Linked DNA regions of Homo sapiens: region 2 is linked to region 1. A link is an interaction called in ENCODE POLR2A ChIA-PET data of the cell type or tissue named here. Cell type or tissue: B cell. All regions are shown on one strand.

Evidence for each region. Peaks named below come from ENCODE experiments on the same cell type or tissue, not always from the same donor. Only the 100,000 strongest peaks of a DNase experiment are listed, where the experiment ranks them.
Region 2: POLR2A ChIA-PET joins it to region 1 with 5 read pairs; 2 of 35 experiments call an interaction of 5 or more read pairs at or near these places.

Annotation. Positions count from the first base shown.
Region 1 is chr1:203,824,929-203,832,928 of GRCh38, forward strand. ZBED6 (zinc finger BED-type containing 6) reads left to right here. Exons shown (of 17, transcript NM_001395895.1): 4 at 3,371-3,494; 5 at 4,523-4,726; 6 at 4,852-4,968; 7 at 5,195-5,275; 8 at 6,733-6,843. It overlaps ZC3H11A (zinc finger CCCH-type containing 11A), which reads left to right. Exons shown (of 18, transcript NM_001376342.1): 5 at 3,371-3,494; 6 at 4,523-4,726; 7 at 4,852-4,968; 8 at 5,195-5,275; 9 at 6,733-6,843. Among named protein-coding and RNA genes, the nearest start is that of SNRPE, 33 kb to the right of the region's middle. In B cell, no CTCF peak of the experiment used is centred here; no DNase peak of the experiment used is centred here.
Region 2 is chr1:205,616,447-205,624,446 of GRCh38, forward strand. ELK4 (ETS transcription factor ELK4) reads right to left here. Exons shown (of 5, transcript NM_001973.4): 2 at 7,230-7,445; 3 at 3,520-4,392; 4 at 2,511-2,627; 5 at 1-198. The coding sequence starts at 7,436. The coding sequence ends at 100. Among named protein-coding and RNA genes, the nearest start is that of ELK4, 12 kb to the right of the region's middle. In B cell, no CTCF peak of the experiment used is centred here; no DNase peak of the experiment used is centred here; H3K27ac peaks cover 2,493 bases.

The sequences.
Region 1 (8,000 bases):
TAGCCGGGCATGGTGACACGTGCCTATAATCCCAGCTACTCGGGAGGCTGAGGCAGGAGAATTGCTTGAACCCTGGAGGTGGAGGTTTCAGTGAGACAAGATTGTGCCACTGCACTCCAACCTGGGCAACAGAGCGAGACTCCGTCTCAAAAAAAAAAAAAAAAAAAGAAAATAGATGTTAGATAAGCTTTGTTCAAGTGTGAGTTACAGTGCTATTTGTCTTGCGTTTCATATTAATGAATGAACAATATTAAATGCACCCAAAACAAAGTTATGTATTGATTAGTTGATGAAAATGTGACCAGAGGCCCACAGGAACCCAACTCTATTTCCCTTAGGAATAATGGTTTAGTATTTACTAATTCAGTGTTCCAAGTGACTTTATAGAACATAACTACTGCAAATAATGAGAATCAACTGTTTTATCTTTGGATCATGTGCTGTATTACTGTTAAAAATGTGAAGACATAATTATGTAGGAGAAATATTACTGTGGAGGATTTTTTTTTTTTTTTTTTTTTTTTGAGGTGGAGTCTCACTCTGTCACCCAGGCTGGAGTGCAGTGGCTCCATCTTGGCTCACTGAAACTTCCACCTCCCGGGTTCAAGTGATTCTCCTGTCTCAGCCTCCCGCATAGCTGGGACTACAGGCGCCCTCCACCATGCCCAGCTAATTTTTGTATTTTTTAGTAGAGACGGGGTTTCACCATATTGGTCAGGCTCCTGACCTCAGGTGATCAACCCACCTTGGCCTCCCAAAGTGTTGAGATTACAGGCGTGAGCCACCACGCCTGGCATGTGGAGGATATTACTAAGGAAAAATGTACAGAATTACATGGAATACCTTTCTTTTTAGTATGCATATAGTCACTTGTGATTTTTTTTTTACAAGTAAAAACTCATACCAAAATAAGTGATTCTCTGGGTAATAGCATAATTGGCATTTATTTCCATTTTCCAAGTTGTCTTCGTTGCACATATATTACTTTTCAATTAGAAACAAAATCTAGCAAATGTATTAAACAGATCAAATAAATGTCATGTGACTTCTGTGTATAGAAGATACTGTTACAGAAGTCATTCAGTAATTTGAAAATTGCTTCCAGGAAAGATGTAAAATTTAAGCAAAGGTAGGCTTAGGAACAAGGAAGATTGGCATTAGGTTCTGCCTTGAGAAAGGAAGAATTGAATAATTGTTATTCCTGTCTAAAAAACAGTGGTAGCTATTACATCTACCTTTCGGGTGTGACAGAGGACTAATAAATTCTTCCTAGTTCTTTGAAAGTAACGGTATTTGCTGTACTTTTATTTTTACTTTATTTTTACTGCTCCTTGTGGAGCAGGGCCACTCTATAGGTAGTGTGCCCACAGTAGCCTATACTTTTAAAAAATATTATACTTTTAGAAAATATCAATAATATTAAAATTAATAAATAAATATTGATTAATAATAATTAATTCTTTTTAAAAATTATACTTTAAAAATATTAATAGGTAATTATGCATATGACATAAACTTAGAACATAGTTTTAAAAAACTGATTTTGCCAAATCACCTTTCAGAGATGTGGAGCAAATTTACATTTCCATTATGTGTTTGAGACTGCCTGATTCTTCCACGTCCCTGAAAACAGTGTATAATTGAATTTTATCACTCTCTCAATATAGTAGATTTTGACCTTTGCCCTTTTTGATACATTTAAGCATCTTTTTGTAATGGTTATTGTTTCTCTGTCTCTCTTCTCCATATTCTTAAATTTCAATGCTGGTGTTTTTTCCTGGAATTTTAAACCATAGGCTGTTTATGATGATTAGAGATTCGACATAATGCAGTTCATCGGAGGTTAGTTAGTTTTTGGGAGTACTTCTCATATCTTTTTTCCCCCTTTTTTGAACTATTAAAATGTATCTAGAAAAGTGCAAAATCGTAATCTTACAACTTGAAGAATTTTCATAGAGTGATTATACTTACTTGATCAGCACCTAGTTCAAGAAATAGAGTATTAGCAGTAATCTATCTTCCCCTTCATCCCCTTGTTACTAACCACATCCCCAAAGCTGATCAGCATCCCAACTACTCTACCATGGAGAAGTTTTGACTGTTTTCATCTTTTCATAAATGGAATGGTATAGTATGCACTCTTGTGTCTGGCTTCTTTCATTTCACATCTGTGGCATTGAGTATAGCAATGGTTTATTCCTTCTCATTACTAGATGATATTCTGTTGTACGAATACTTTACAGTTTCTTTATCCATTCTAGTATTGATGTACACATGGGTTTGCAAAATTATAGAGCTATTGAAAATAATATTGCTGTGAACATTGCTTATACACAGCTGTTGGAGAACTAATGTATATATTTTTCTAGGACATACATCCTATGATTCAGCAGTTTATTCTATTCTAGATGCACAGGTATTCTTTTTTTTTTTTTTTCTCCCAATTTTCCTTTATAAAAGTAAGGTGACTGGCCGGGTGCGGTGGCTCACACCTGTAATCCCAGCACTTTGGGAGGCTGAGGCGGGCGGATCACGAGGTCAGGAGATCAAGACCATCCTGGCTAACATGGTAAAACCTCTTATCTACTAAAAATACAAAAAAAATTAGCCGAGTGTGGTGGCAGGCACCTGTAGTCCCAGCTACTCTGGAGGCTGAGGCAGGAGAATGGCGTGAACCCGGGAGGCGGAGCTTGCAGTGAGCGGAGATCGCGCCACTGCACTCCAGCCTGGGTGACAGAGCAAGACTCTGTCTCAAAAAAAAAAAAAAAGTAAGGTGACTTGGGAAGGATACCTAACATCCTTAGTGTGTTGTTATAGGTGCCTTACTTTGAGAATTCATGAATGGGAAGAATTTTCTCAAACCCTTGAACTCTCAGCTTCAAGTAATAACTGCAGTTTATTGAGTTTGACCTATGTGCTTAGTGCTTTATATACATTATTTTATGTACTCTTCATAAGAAACCATTTATTCCCGTTTTATAGCTAAGGAAAGTGAGGCTTAGAGGCATGAATTATCCAAGGCCACCTGGCCAATAAGTAACATAATAGAGATTCAGACCGTTATCTTTGATTTCATAAACTTAAACTACTGTATCATCCTGCTTCTCTAAATTAAGTGTAGACATTTTAGGGGTTCCAGGATGAGGGTAAAAAGGGAAAGAATAACATAAACTACTCTCCTGCTCCATTCAGCTCTCCATCATGCCTAAGTTATGTTATTTTCAGCAATCTCTCTTCCTTCTAAAAATCATCTCATCTCACATGCCTCGGATTTTTGAACCCTGTATGAACTTTGTCTAGAAAACAAACTGCCACATGAATATACGTATCACTGTTTTATTTGAAAGCAATGTGTTTTTCCCTCTTACAGAAAAAACGCAGTGAAATTCCTTGTTATTGGGAAAATCAGCCAACAGGATGTCAAAAATTAAACTGCGCTTTCCATCACAATAGAGGACGATATGTTGATGGCCTTTTCCTACCTCCGAGCAAAAGTGAGATCAGTTTTTAATTTTAAAAGAATATCAAATGAACACCTATTATGCACACTGTACAACAGTACTTTTCAGACATTGACTCCTTTCAGTCTTGTGAAACAGCAGAATTATTTCCACTTTACAGATAAGTGAACTGAATCTTATTAAGGTTAAATGATTTATCCTTGGCCTTAGAACCATTATATATCTTGGCATGCCATTTAAGTTATTATACTTACTTCATTTCTCATATTCTTATCAGACCCATAAACGTTTTCAAAATAAATTTGATTTTCTAGGTCAAAGGTTGGCAAAACTGGTCCTCTGCCTGTTTTGTAAAATAAGTTTTATTGGAATATAGCCTTGCCCATTCATTTACATATTTTCTATTATCAGTTTTGTGCTAGTGCTATAGAATTGAGTAGTTGAGACAGAAACCATATGGCCCACAAAGCCTAAATTATTAACTGGCTCTTTACAGAAAATATTTGCCAACCCTACTCTAGACTATAATCTAAAATAAAACTAAAAAGCTAGTGGTTATTCCCAAAGTTCATTTTAAAGTAATTTAAAAGTGGAATTGGCCATTTAAAAGCCACAGTTGCTACGTGATTAAAATTTGATGGCTACATCTTTTTACCTCAATTTAAGGGAAAAAAGTAGACTTATTCCTTTCTGGTTTGGTTCAAGTAAGTGTCATATGCTTGGGTCTTAGAAGCTACTTCTTTGCTGAGCAAAAAGCCTAGAATTGCAGTATTAAAATTAAAGGTCTAGAATTTGTGAACAGGTACTATGCTTCTTCTAGTCTTCTGTTGATTCTGTTTTGAGTGCCCACTTTGTGTTTATGTACAGTGGAGAGTTAGTGGAGAGTTAATTAGGTAAAAGCACATCTTTTCCCTCCCTGGGACTTTAGAACTTAAATGAGGAAATTTAGTATAAATGCTCATAAGACAAATACACTATAGTTTTCATAGGTGGTCAGGAATTTTTGGTAAGTTGGGGTTGTATCTTCTGTTTTTAATTTATGACTGATTTTGTGCGTTTAGCTGTGTTGCCCACTGTGCCTGAGTCACCAGAAGAGGAAGTGAAGGCTAGCCAACTTTCAGTTCAGCAGAACAAATTGTCTGTCCAGTCCAATCCTTCCCCTCAGCTGCGGAGCGTTATGAAAGTAGAAAGTTCCGAAAATGTTCCTAGCCCCACGCATCCACCAGTTGTAATTAATGCTGCAGATGATGATGAAGATGATGATGGTAAGTTCTGTCTGGCTCCTTCTTTAAGGCAAATAAATAGGGTCTCATAGTGAATTGGGCAGAATCAGGATTAAAGCTATAGGCGTATTTTTAATTGTGAATTTGCCTTAAATGTTGATATATAGATCAGTTTTCTGAGGAAGGTGATGAAACCAAAACACCTACCCTGCAACCAACTCCTGAAGTTCACAATGGATTACGAGTGACTTCTGTCCGGAAACCTGCAGTCAATATAAAGCAAGGTAAGAAGAGGCTAGATTGGTGCCTCTTATAGCACTGTTGAAACTACCTTTGAAATTTAGTTCACAATCATTGACCTCCCTCTTCTTTTTCCCATGCTACACGCATACTTACCTATACTTAGTTTCTGTTGATCATTTATTCAAAAATAAATGCCTGCTATGTACAGATAAAATACAAAGATGAAAAGGCTCCCGTTCCTCATAAAATTTCTATTTGAATTTTCAGGTGAATGTTTGAATTTTGGAATAAAAACTCTTGAGGAAATTAAGTCAAAGAAAATGAAGGAAAAATCTAAGAAGCAAGGTGGTAAGTCATCACGTTTTGGCATGGATAGTTGTATGTTGCTAGGGAAGAATACTAAGGACGCTTCTAGAAGCAACAGCCAAAATGAGCAAATAGATTTTCATTTCCATGGCCTGTTTGAAGTAAAACACAGACTTATTTAAATTGTGGTTGCTTTTAATTCACTGCAGCTGTGTTTCAGTCCCTAACTTTTCAGAGCTGGGTACAATAAAGAATCTGAAAGAACTTGTATATCTTGAAAAATATAGCTCTGAAGAACATCATATAAGAACTATATTAATTCTGTAAGTTCTTATAGTGGTTAAAAAGAAATTATATTAAGAGAGGAAAGGCTGGGCGTGGTGGCTCACGCCTGTAATCCCAGCACTTTGGGAGGCCGAGGAGGGCGAATCATGAGGTTGGGAGATCCAGACCATCCTGGCCAACATGGTGAAACCCCGTCTCTACTAAAACAAAAAATTAGCCAGGCGGGGTGGCATGCACCTGTAGTCCCAGCTACTCGGGAGGCTGAGGCATGAGAATTGCTTGAACCCAGGAGGCAGAGGTTGCAGTGAGCTGAGATCGCACCATTGTATTCCAGCCTGGCGACAGATCAAGACTCTGTCTCAAAAAAGAAAAAAAAGGAAAAACGTCATTTTCTAGTAGAAGAGTTCTTCCTCAAGAGCTGCTAGGATTTTCTTCTGGAGCTTACGTCAGCCTGATTGCTCTGTATTTCCAACCCCCAATTTTTTTTTTTTTTTTTTTTTTTTTTTTTTTTTTTTTTGAGACAGAGTTTTGCTTTTGTTGCCAGGCTGGAGTGCAATGGCGCAATCTTTGCTCACCACAACCTCCACCTCCCAGTTCAAGCTATTCTGCTGCCTCAGCCTCCTGAGTAGCTGGGATTACAGGCATGCGCCACCACGCCTGGGTAATTTTGTATTTTTGGTAAAGACAGGGTTTCTCCATGTTGGTTGGGCTGGTCTCGAACTCCCAACCTCAGGTAATCCACTGCGCCCAGCCCCCAGCCTTAAAATTTATAGTGTGAAGTGTAGTATATATAGAGAGAAATGGTTCTAAAAACCTTCTTTTAAGGCTTGCTTTATAGCAACCTTGGAGTTGTGTTTTCAGATGATTAAATAGAATAGGTTGGATTGATACACCTGATGGCTAGTGTACCTCTGAGGTTAATTTTAGAATAATACTAGCTTTATTGGTAAATATTAGCCTTATTGGTAAATAAAAGTAGTTTGGGTGCCTAAGTCACTCAAAATAATTTTATATTTTGTTTTCACATCATGCCCAAGGCTCCCCTCACCACTACTCCATTTGACTGTAGGCAAACAGATACAGAAAGGCTGATTGGCTTATAGTCATAATATCAGTCTGTATTGGACTTAACTGGTTACAAAAACAAATTTTTTGACTTGGGATAGCATTATTTTCCATAAATTATTTGCTGTTCTTTGACTTGCCTTATTCAGAGGGTTCTTCAGGAGTTTCCAGTCTTTTACTCCACCCTGAGCCCGTTCCAGGTCCTGAAAAAGAAAATGTCAGGACTGTGGTGAGGACAGTAACTCTCTCCACCAAACAAGGTAAGGTATAGATAGGTCTTAGAGTTGTCAAGCCTCTACTTTTATATAATTGGGAATGCAAAATCCTTGGGTATCTTTTACCTTTGATGAATTTTCAGGAATTTGTTAGTATGCTGATGAGATAATCTAAAGATGAAAAGTTGGTACATTCAACTCTAATATTTAAAAGGTTGAAATTCTTTGTCAAGCAGCCCTCACATATATTTTTCCATTTACTGTTTATATCCACTCAATACATTTATTGGCTTCCCATGTGACTAAAGAATAATAGGTATATATAATAAAGTTTTTTATTTATTTCTTTGAGACAGAGTTGCACTCCTGTTGCCTAGGCTGGAGTGCAATGGCATGATCTCAGCTCACCGCAGCCTCCGTCTTCTGGGTTCAAGCAATTTTCGTGTCTCGGCCTCCCAAGTAGTTGGGATTATAGGCATGTGCCACCAAGCCCGGCTGATTTTTTTGTATTTTTAGTAGAGACGGGGTTTCTCCATGTTGGTCTGGCTGGTCTCAAACTCCCGACCTCAGGTGATCCGCCCGCCTTGGCCTCCCGAAGTGCTGGGATTACAGGTGTGAGCCACCGTTCTTGGCCATTAATTTTTTTTTTTTTTAGATGGAGTCTTGCTCTGTCGCCCAGGCTAAAGTGCAATGGTGCGATCTCCACTCACTGCAACCTCCGCCTCCCAGGTTCAAGTGATTCTCCTGCTTCAGCCTCCCCAGTAGCTGGGATTATAGGCACCCGCCACCACGCCTGGCTAATTTTTGTATTTTTGGTAGAAACGGGGTTTCACCATGTTGGCCACACTGGTCTTGAACTGCTGGCCTCAAATCATCTGCCTGCCTCAGCCTCCCAAATTGCTGGGATTATAGGTGTTAGCCACCACACCCGGCCTGTAACGAAGTATTTTCACTTAATAATTTTAAGCCTAATAAGGAATTATAGATATAGATATATTTAAATGTTTGTGCAATTCAAACAACAAAGAATTAGAAGAAAGAGAGCTCACTTCTTCCTGAGGTGATCAGAGATAGTTATATTGGACAGTTAACATCGGAGTAGAGTACAGTTTCATTCAACATATCAAAGTGCATAAGCAAAAGGATAGTTTCAGCTTTATAACCAATTGGTTAAGAATACAATCTGTCTTATACTCGACTGC
Region 2 (8,000 bases), 1.8 Mb after region 1:
TATCAGCATTGTAGAACTATCAATTGCTCACTTCAAATGCAATCATGTTGAATGTCTGTTTCTTCGTTCCTCGGTTCTCTCATTCCACAAGTGCATAGGTTATGTCTTCTGTAGGTCTGGGGAAAATGGGCCAGGGGTGGAAGGTCCATCCAGCCCAGACAGAGTGAATGGCCCATGACTGTTCAGTACAGAAGGAAACTGAGAAAGAAAACAAAACACATTATCATCCTATTACTCAACCCCAACTTTTACTTTCTATCCTACTCTATTACCTGAGGCAAAACACAACAGCCTTCTGTAATGGCTCACAGGACAAAGGCAGTGGCTGTTTATCATGAAAGAATATGATGTCATAACAAAAACTAGAAACAAAAATCTTTTGTCCTAACATATTAAATATTAACATTCTCCAACTTACCTCAATGGAGTAGAAACAAAGAACAACCTGTACCCTCCTTCATATCCTAAGGTACACAGGTTTACAATTAACCTCAAATGAAGGTTTTAGAAAGTTCAAGTAAATGACAATATGCACTACAGAGTGTAATTCAATTATGGAGCAAATCATAAACCCTCAAAAAGAGATCCAGAAAGGTATAAATAGCACTCATCCTAGAAAAGGGTTCCCCATCAAGTATTCTGAGGCCAGCTCTACAGGGAGATTCCAGGCTGAAGCTACAGGAGCACTATGACTTTGCTTAAGGTCTCAGCTGACTCTATAACTCAATTATCTGCTCATGTGTGGCAATGAAAAAAAATATGAAAAATTCTCAACTTTTTTTTCTATTCAATAATTTTAAACGTTGGCAAAAAATAAAAAGCAGAGAGATTTTTAATTTTCCTCTTTTTCCCTACCATTTCATTTCTAAAAGAATGAGAAGTTAAATTACAAAATATAAGAAAATCAGAGATAGTCAACCATGAATAAGTAAATGAATTGACTCCAAGAAAGTCTTTAAGTTATAACATCTAAGTGTTTTGGGCAAAATAATGGCTAAACCCATTAGGAATGGCAAGAACTTTCCTAACGTCTTGGTGAAGAGATAATATTCATTTTTTTAAAAATGTACATATAAAATGTTGATAAATTATCAATTCTGACTGAGGGAGAAATGGGACTGTTTGATATACCATTTTCAAGACCTTTCTCTATTAAAAAAAAAAAAATGCTTGGGCCGCGTGCAGTGGCTCATGCCTGTAATCCCAGCACTTCGGGAGGCTGAGGCGGGCGGATCACCTGAGGTCAGGAGTTTGAGACCAGCCTGATCAACATGAAGAAACCTCGTCTCTACTAAAAATACAAAATTAGCCTAGCATGGTGGCACATGCCTATAATCCTGGCTACTCGGGAGGCTGAGGCAGGAGAACCGCTTGAACCCAGGAGGCAGAGGTTGCAGTGAGCTGAGATCGTGCCATTGCATTCTGGCCTGGACAACAAGAGCAAAACTCCGCCTCAAAAAAAAATTTTTTTTAATCTTTAATTAAAAGAGGGAACCTATGTGCAGAGATCCCCCATATATGTGTGTGTGTGTGTGTGTGAGAGAGAGAGAGAGCAAGAGAGAGAGAGAGAGTGTGTGTGTGTGGATTTTGTTTTTTTGAGACAAGGTCTCACTGTGTCACCCAGGCCGGAGTGCAGCGGTGCCATTATAGCTCACTGCAGCCTTGATCTACTGGGCTCAAGCGGTCCTCCCACCTCAGCCTCCCAAGTAGCTCTAGGGGCCACAGGCACGTGCTACCATGCCTAACTTAATTTTTTTTATTTCTAGTACAGACAAGGTCTCCTTAGGTTGTCCAGGCTGGTCTCAAACTCCTGAGCTCAAGCAATCTTCCTGCCTCGGCCTACCAAAGCGCTGGGATTACAGGCATGACACACACACTGCCTGGCCCATTTTTTTTTTTTAAATAGAGAATTTCTAGTGACAAAAACTTGGGGTAGGCTCTAAATCTCCTACAGTATTGAACAATTCTTGGTCTAACTCAAATGTATGTAATAGTAAATAATGAAAATGAAACTTTGCTATATTTATTCAAGCTGTTTGCCAGCTAGAAAATTAATATTTGGAAATTCAAAAATAAATCTAAAGAATATTCATTGGGCAGGGCACAATGGCTCATGCCTGTAATCCCAACACTTTGGGAGGCCAAGGTGGGCGGATCACCTGAGGTCAGGAGTTGGAGACCAGTCTGGACAACATGGTCAAACCCTGTCTCACTAAAAACACAAAAATCAACCAGACGTGGTGTTGCACACCTGTAATCTTAGCTACTCCGGAGGCTGAGGCAGGAGAATCGCTTGAACCTGGAAGGTGCAGGTTGCAGTGAGCTGAGATTATGCCACTGCACTCCAGCCTGGGTGACATGGTGAGGACTCCATCTCAAAAAAATAAAAAAAGAATATTCATTAAATAGAAGTTTTATAATGATTAAACTGAATAGTGGGACCCTGCCTTTTTGCCTCTTTCTTCATTTAACATGCTCCAACTACAGAAGACAGATATTTATAAAATTACCTGGAAAAGTGTGTTAGCACCTTGCAGTCTGGCTGGACTTAGGGGAGCAACAGGACTGAGAGTACTCCAGAAGTGGATACTGGAGAGCAAGGGGCTTGGAGTCAGTATGATGGGTGTCTGCAATACACAAAGCAAAAATATTCACTGACTGACTTACCAGGATGTTTTATCCTTGAAACAGCACACAAATAACCCAAACCTAAATATTGCCCTATCCTCCACTCCAAATATCTCCAAGTCTGAAATATTATCATGACAAAACTCAAAAATTATTTTTACAAACTAAGAGGGATAAAGGTGATAATAACTACTTAAAATTTTTTAAATTTTTATTTCAATAGTTTTTGGGGGTACAAGTGGTTTTTGGTTACATGGATGAGTTCTTTGGTGGTAAATTCTGAGATTCTGGTGCTCAACCTCTTTTTAAGCCAACATTTATAAAGTCTTTTCCAAATAGAAAAACCAACCTGAATTCAGGTACAGAGGAATAATGGGTAACCAAGACACCAGCATGTTTGTTTTTTTTTAATAATGAGGTGTGTGAAAAATCTACTAAAATGTTCTATGAGATGAGCAAGTTAATAAATAGCTAAAGTAACTGTACCAACTTGTTACTCAACATCACACCAGTCATTTTTCTTATGGTTCTCAGGACCTACTGTTTTCTAACTTGAGATTATCACTGTTTGTTTTATAAGACACCAACGAGTTTTATAAGACCGAGAGAGAGCGAGAGAGTGTGTGTACTTTCTTTAGGAGGAAATAGAAAAATCAAAATATTTATTTACTTGTAGAACAATGAATTTTTTAAGAAAATACTCCAAACTTTCTATTTTAGCAATCCTAATTAAGATGAGAAATGGGGTAACTTTCACATGACAGTCACACATAACCTTTCTAAGACAAACCTAAGTAACAGAAAGCAAACTTGAGTGTATAAATTCTGGATTTGCTTAAAAGGGCAAATAAATGAAAGCAATGGTGACACCATAAAGAGCGAGCAAGCTACCTGTGAAAAAAATGCTGGTGTAAGAGAAGCTGTAGGGAGAGATGGGCTCAGTATTCCCAGTGGGCTTGGATCACTGCTCGTGATCACAAGGGTGGGTGCCAGTTCTAACCCTTTGGGTTTCTTGGATCTTGATGAATTATTTACTTTGTCCTTTTCTAGCAAGACTGAATCCTGGTCTTTAGGCTCCAGTGACAAATTCTCTGGAAGTTCCATTGGCTGAGAAGCCACTGAATCAATGTCTGTGTCGATGTCTGGGTGAGAACTCAGTGGTGGTGAAGGTGTTCTGGGAGGTTCCTGCAAAGGGGGTATGGACGAAATGGGTGGTGTGGTGGCAAAAGCAGTCATTACGTTAGAGGCAGAGGTTGGGGCTTCCAGGGAAGGCAGTTTTGGGGAAACCAATGTCTCCAAAGCTTGGATAGTTTCTTCTGAAGATGGAGAAATACTTGGGCCAATTGAAATGGTGGCAGCAACAGGTTCAACCGGTGGCTTTTTGGAAGGTGTCGTGACAAATTTGATGACAGATGGTGTGGGCTCCTGAGGAGATTTTTTCTCTGCCAGTTTCTCGGCTGGATTCTCAGTCTTTATCAATTTGAAAAGCTTTACATTGGAGGAGTTCAAAGAGTTGAGAGTAAATGAAGAATATAAGCCAGAGTGTATGTAGTCATTGCGGCTAGAGGTCTTGGCACCAGGCTGAGGTGGTTTATCTTTCCCTCCATTCTCCACATCTTTGGAACTGCTGCTGACTTCACTGAAGTTTAAACTTTCACAGTCACCCTCAATCCTGCCCACTGTCATTGGATCCATGTTCAAAATCTCTGGATAAGAGACAAACTTGTACACAAACTTCTGACCATTCACTTTTTTGATGATATTCTGTAGGTTAAAAAAAAAAGCATTTTTATCCTTTCTTATAAACTTATATCCCATAGTTCATGAAAAAGCTGGCATCGGCCAGGCACAGTGGCTCATGCCTGTAATCCCAGCACTTTGGAAGGCCGAGGAGGGCGGATCACGAGGTCAGGAGATTGAGACCAGCCTGGCCAACATGGTGAAACCCCGTCTCCACTAAAACAGAAAAAATTTGCAGGGCATGGTGGCGTGCGCCTGTAGTCCCAGCTACTCAGGAGGCCGAGGCAGGTGAATCCCTTGAACCCGGGAGGCGGAGGTTGCAGTGAGCCAAGATCACACCACTGCACTCCAGCCTGGTGACAGAGCAAGAGTCTGTCTTAAAAAAAAAAAAAAAAAAAAAAAAAAGAAAAAGCTGGTAATGAGGTTCTCCATTTTAGAAGTAGACATCACTTACTTAAAACTTTCAAAATCACCTAAATTCATCTAGCCATACCAAACACAGTCCCTACTATTATGGAGAAGTTAAGGCAAGAACATTTAAATGTCTTATTAACAACTGAACTAATATGTTACATAAAAACTGAAGGATTTTAATTGCTTACCACTCTCAACCAAATATCTGTGCAGATTAGAACTCCCTGAACTGCAGTCTCAAACAATTCCAAAGGTATAAGCCATACACATCCTGAGTAAGCAAAAAGGAATTTATTTACTTATTTTTTTGAGATGGAGTCTCACTCTGTCACCCAGGCTGGAGTGCAGTGGTGTGATCTCAGCTCACTGCAACCTCTGCCTCCTGGGTTCAAGCAATTCTCCTGCCTCAGCCTCCCAAGTAGGTGGGATTATAGGCACACATCACCATGCCCAGCTAATTTTGTATTTTTAGTAGAGATGGGGTTTTGCCATGTTGGCCAGGCTGGTCTTGAACTCCTGACCTCAACTGATCCACCCACCCCGGCCTCCCAAAGTGTTGGGATTACAGGCGTGAGCCACCGCGCCCGGCTGTGAAAAAGGAATTTAGAACATAGTATCTGTTAAGGTTCTTACTTCCTTCAGAAATTCCAGTTTATCTCCAGACAGGAAAGCTGGTAAGATCAACCACTTAATGGTGAAAGAGCCCTGCACAGTGGCTCACGCCTGTAATCCCAGCACTCTGGGAGGCCAAGGCAGGTGGACTGCCTGAGGTCAGGAGTTCAAGACCAGCCTCCCGTAGAGATGGTGAAACCCCATCTCTACCAAAAATACAAAAATTAGCCAGGTGTGGTGGTGCATGTCTGTAGTCCCAGCTACTCGGGAGGCTGAGGCAGGTGAATCACTTGAACCTGGGAGGCAGAAGTTGCAGTGAGCTGAGATCACGCCACTGTGTTCCAGCCTGGGCAACAGAGCAAGACTCCGTCTCAAACAAACAAACAAAAAAAAGTGAAAGAAATTAAGATCTCAGCAATTTTAACTAAAAAACCAACTCTGTGTATAAACAGCTACTACTTAAGGTATAAGGTTTTAATTTGTGTTCCCTGGGTTAAACTAAAACTAAAAATTAAGATATAAAACGTATATATGTAGATATATGTGTGTGTGTATATGTACATATATGACTTTTCTCCCCAACAAGACAGGGTTCTCATGGAGTGCAGTGGTGTGTGATCATGGCTCACTGCAGCCTCAACCACTTGAGCTTAAGTGATCCTCCTGCCTCAGCCTCCTGGGCACTGGGACTACAGGTGTACACCACCGCGCCACACTGTTTTTTGTAGAGACGGGGTCTCCCTGTGTTGCCCAGTCTGGTCTCAAATTTCTGGGCTCAAGTGATCCTCCTGCTGCAGCCTCCCAAAGTGCTGGCATTACAGGCATGAGCCACTACTCCAGGCTTCACAATTTTTAAAGTAAATTATGACACACATGAGAATATTTACTTATCCTCAAGAATCTCAAATTGCCTTTGTCATATTCCAATTCTGTACATATTTTTTCTTTTAAAGACAACTGTAATTAGGAATAAAATATGTGTAATGGGAGTAAGTTAATAAATAAAATCTGGGGCAGCTGGCTGTGATGGCTCACGCCTATAATCCCAGCACTTTGGGAGGCCAAGGCAGGTGGATCACCTCAAGTCAGGAGTTCAAGACCAACTTGGCCAACATGGTGAAACCCCACCTCTACTAAAAAAATAAACAAATAAATAAATAATAAAAAATTAGCTGGGCGTGGTGGTGGCCACCTGTAATCCCAGCTACTTGGGAGGCTGAGACAGGAGAATAGCTTGAACCCTGGAGGCAGAGGTTGCAGTAAGCCAAGATCGCACCATTGCACTCCAGCCTGGGCGACAGAGTAAGACTCCGTCTCAAAAAAAAAAAAAAAAAAGAAGAAGATTTGGTAGAGATTCAGCCGGAACATTTATACCTTGTATCCTAATTCCAAACTGCTGAAGCTACAAAATACACTGGATTAAAATAAACTAGGAAATTGGTATCTATAACCTCAACAGAAAACAAGGAATCTTTTTTTTTTTTTTTTTGAGACGGAGTCTCACTGTCACCCAGGCTGGAGTGCAATGGCACAATCTTGGCTCACTACAACCTCCGCCTCCCGGGTTCAAACGATTCTCCTGCCTCAGCCTCCTGAGTAGCTGGGATTACAGGTGCCCACCACCACGCCCAGCTAACGTTTTTTTTGTATTTTTGGTAGAGACAGGGTTTCACCACATCGGTTAGGCTGGTCTTGAACTCCTGACCTCAGGTGATCCACCCTCCTTGGCCTCCCAAAGTGCTGGGATTACAGGCGTGAGCCACTGTGCCCAGCCAAGAAGGAATCGTTCTTGTCTGGAGGTTCTCTGTATAGTATAAGATCAGGATGTGTACTACCTTTACATAATAGTATCTGAGGGCTCGGCTGAGTTTGTCATAATTCATGTTAGGCTTGTTCTTGCGAATCCCCCAGAGACGAGCCACCTCTTCTGCCTGCAAAAGCTTAAACTGCCCATCATTAGAGGTCCAACAGATCATGTGCTTGTTCTGAGGCTTCTGCAGGAGCTGAAGAAGGAACTGCCACAGGGTGATAGCACTGTCCATAGCAATGAGCTGAAAGAATATAGATAAGATATGTGATAATATTAACAGCCAACACCTATTTAACACTGTATGTCATGCACTGTTTTAAGTGCTCTAAATGTATTAATTCATCCCCACATTTCTATAAGGTAGATACTACTGCATCCTCATTTTACGTAAGAAAAAACTGATTCATAAGAGGGTTAAGGAACTTGTACAACATCACACAAGTAAACGGTGAAGCTAAGATCTAAGCCCAGGCAATCTGGACCCAGAATCCAAACTCTTAAGGATGCCACGCTGCTTAAGAAATGTCTTAAGCAACAAGCAACTTGCAAGGAGGATAAAGCTAGTTCCCTAAATTATAGGAAAAAACAATGATTGTCAATCACTAGTGACTGTCAATCACTGTTGTTAAATTTGAATCCTAAAATCTCATTGCTGTATTCTCTCAGGAGACCACCATTCCAGCATCTGTCTAAATCAACCCGGTTTGGTTATCTGCCTGTGAGTGTATGTGTTTGTGTCTATCTCAGGGTGGCCCAGGGACTGAGGTGTAGGGAATAATCTACTTTTGCTCCAACT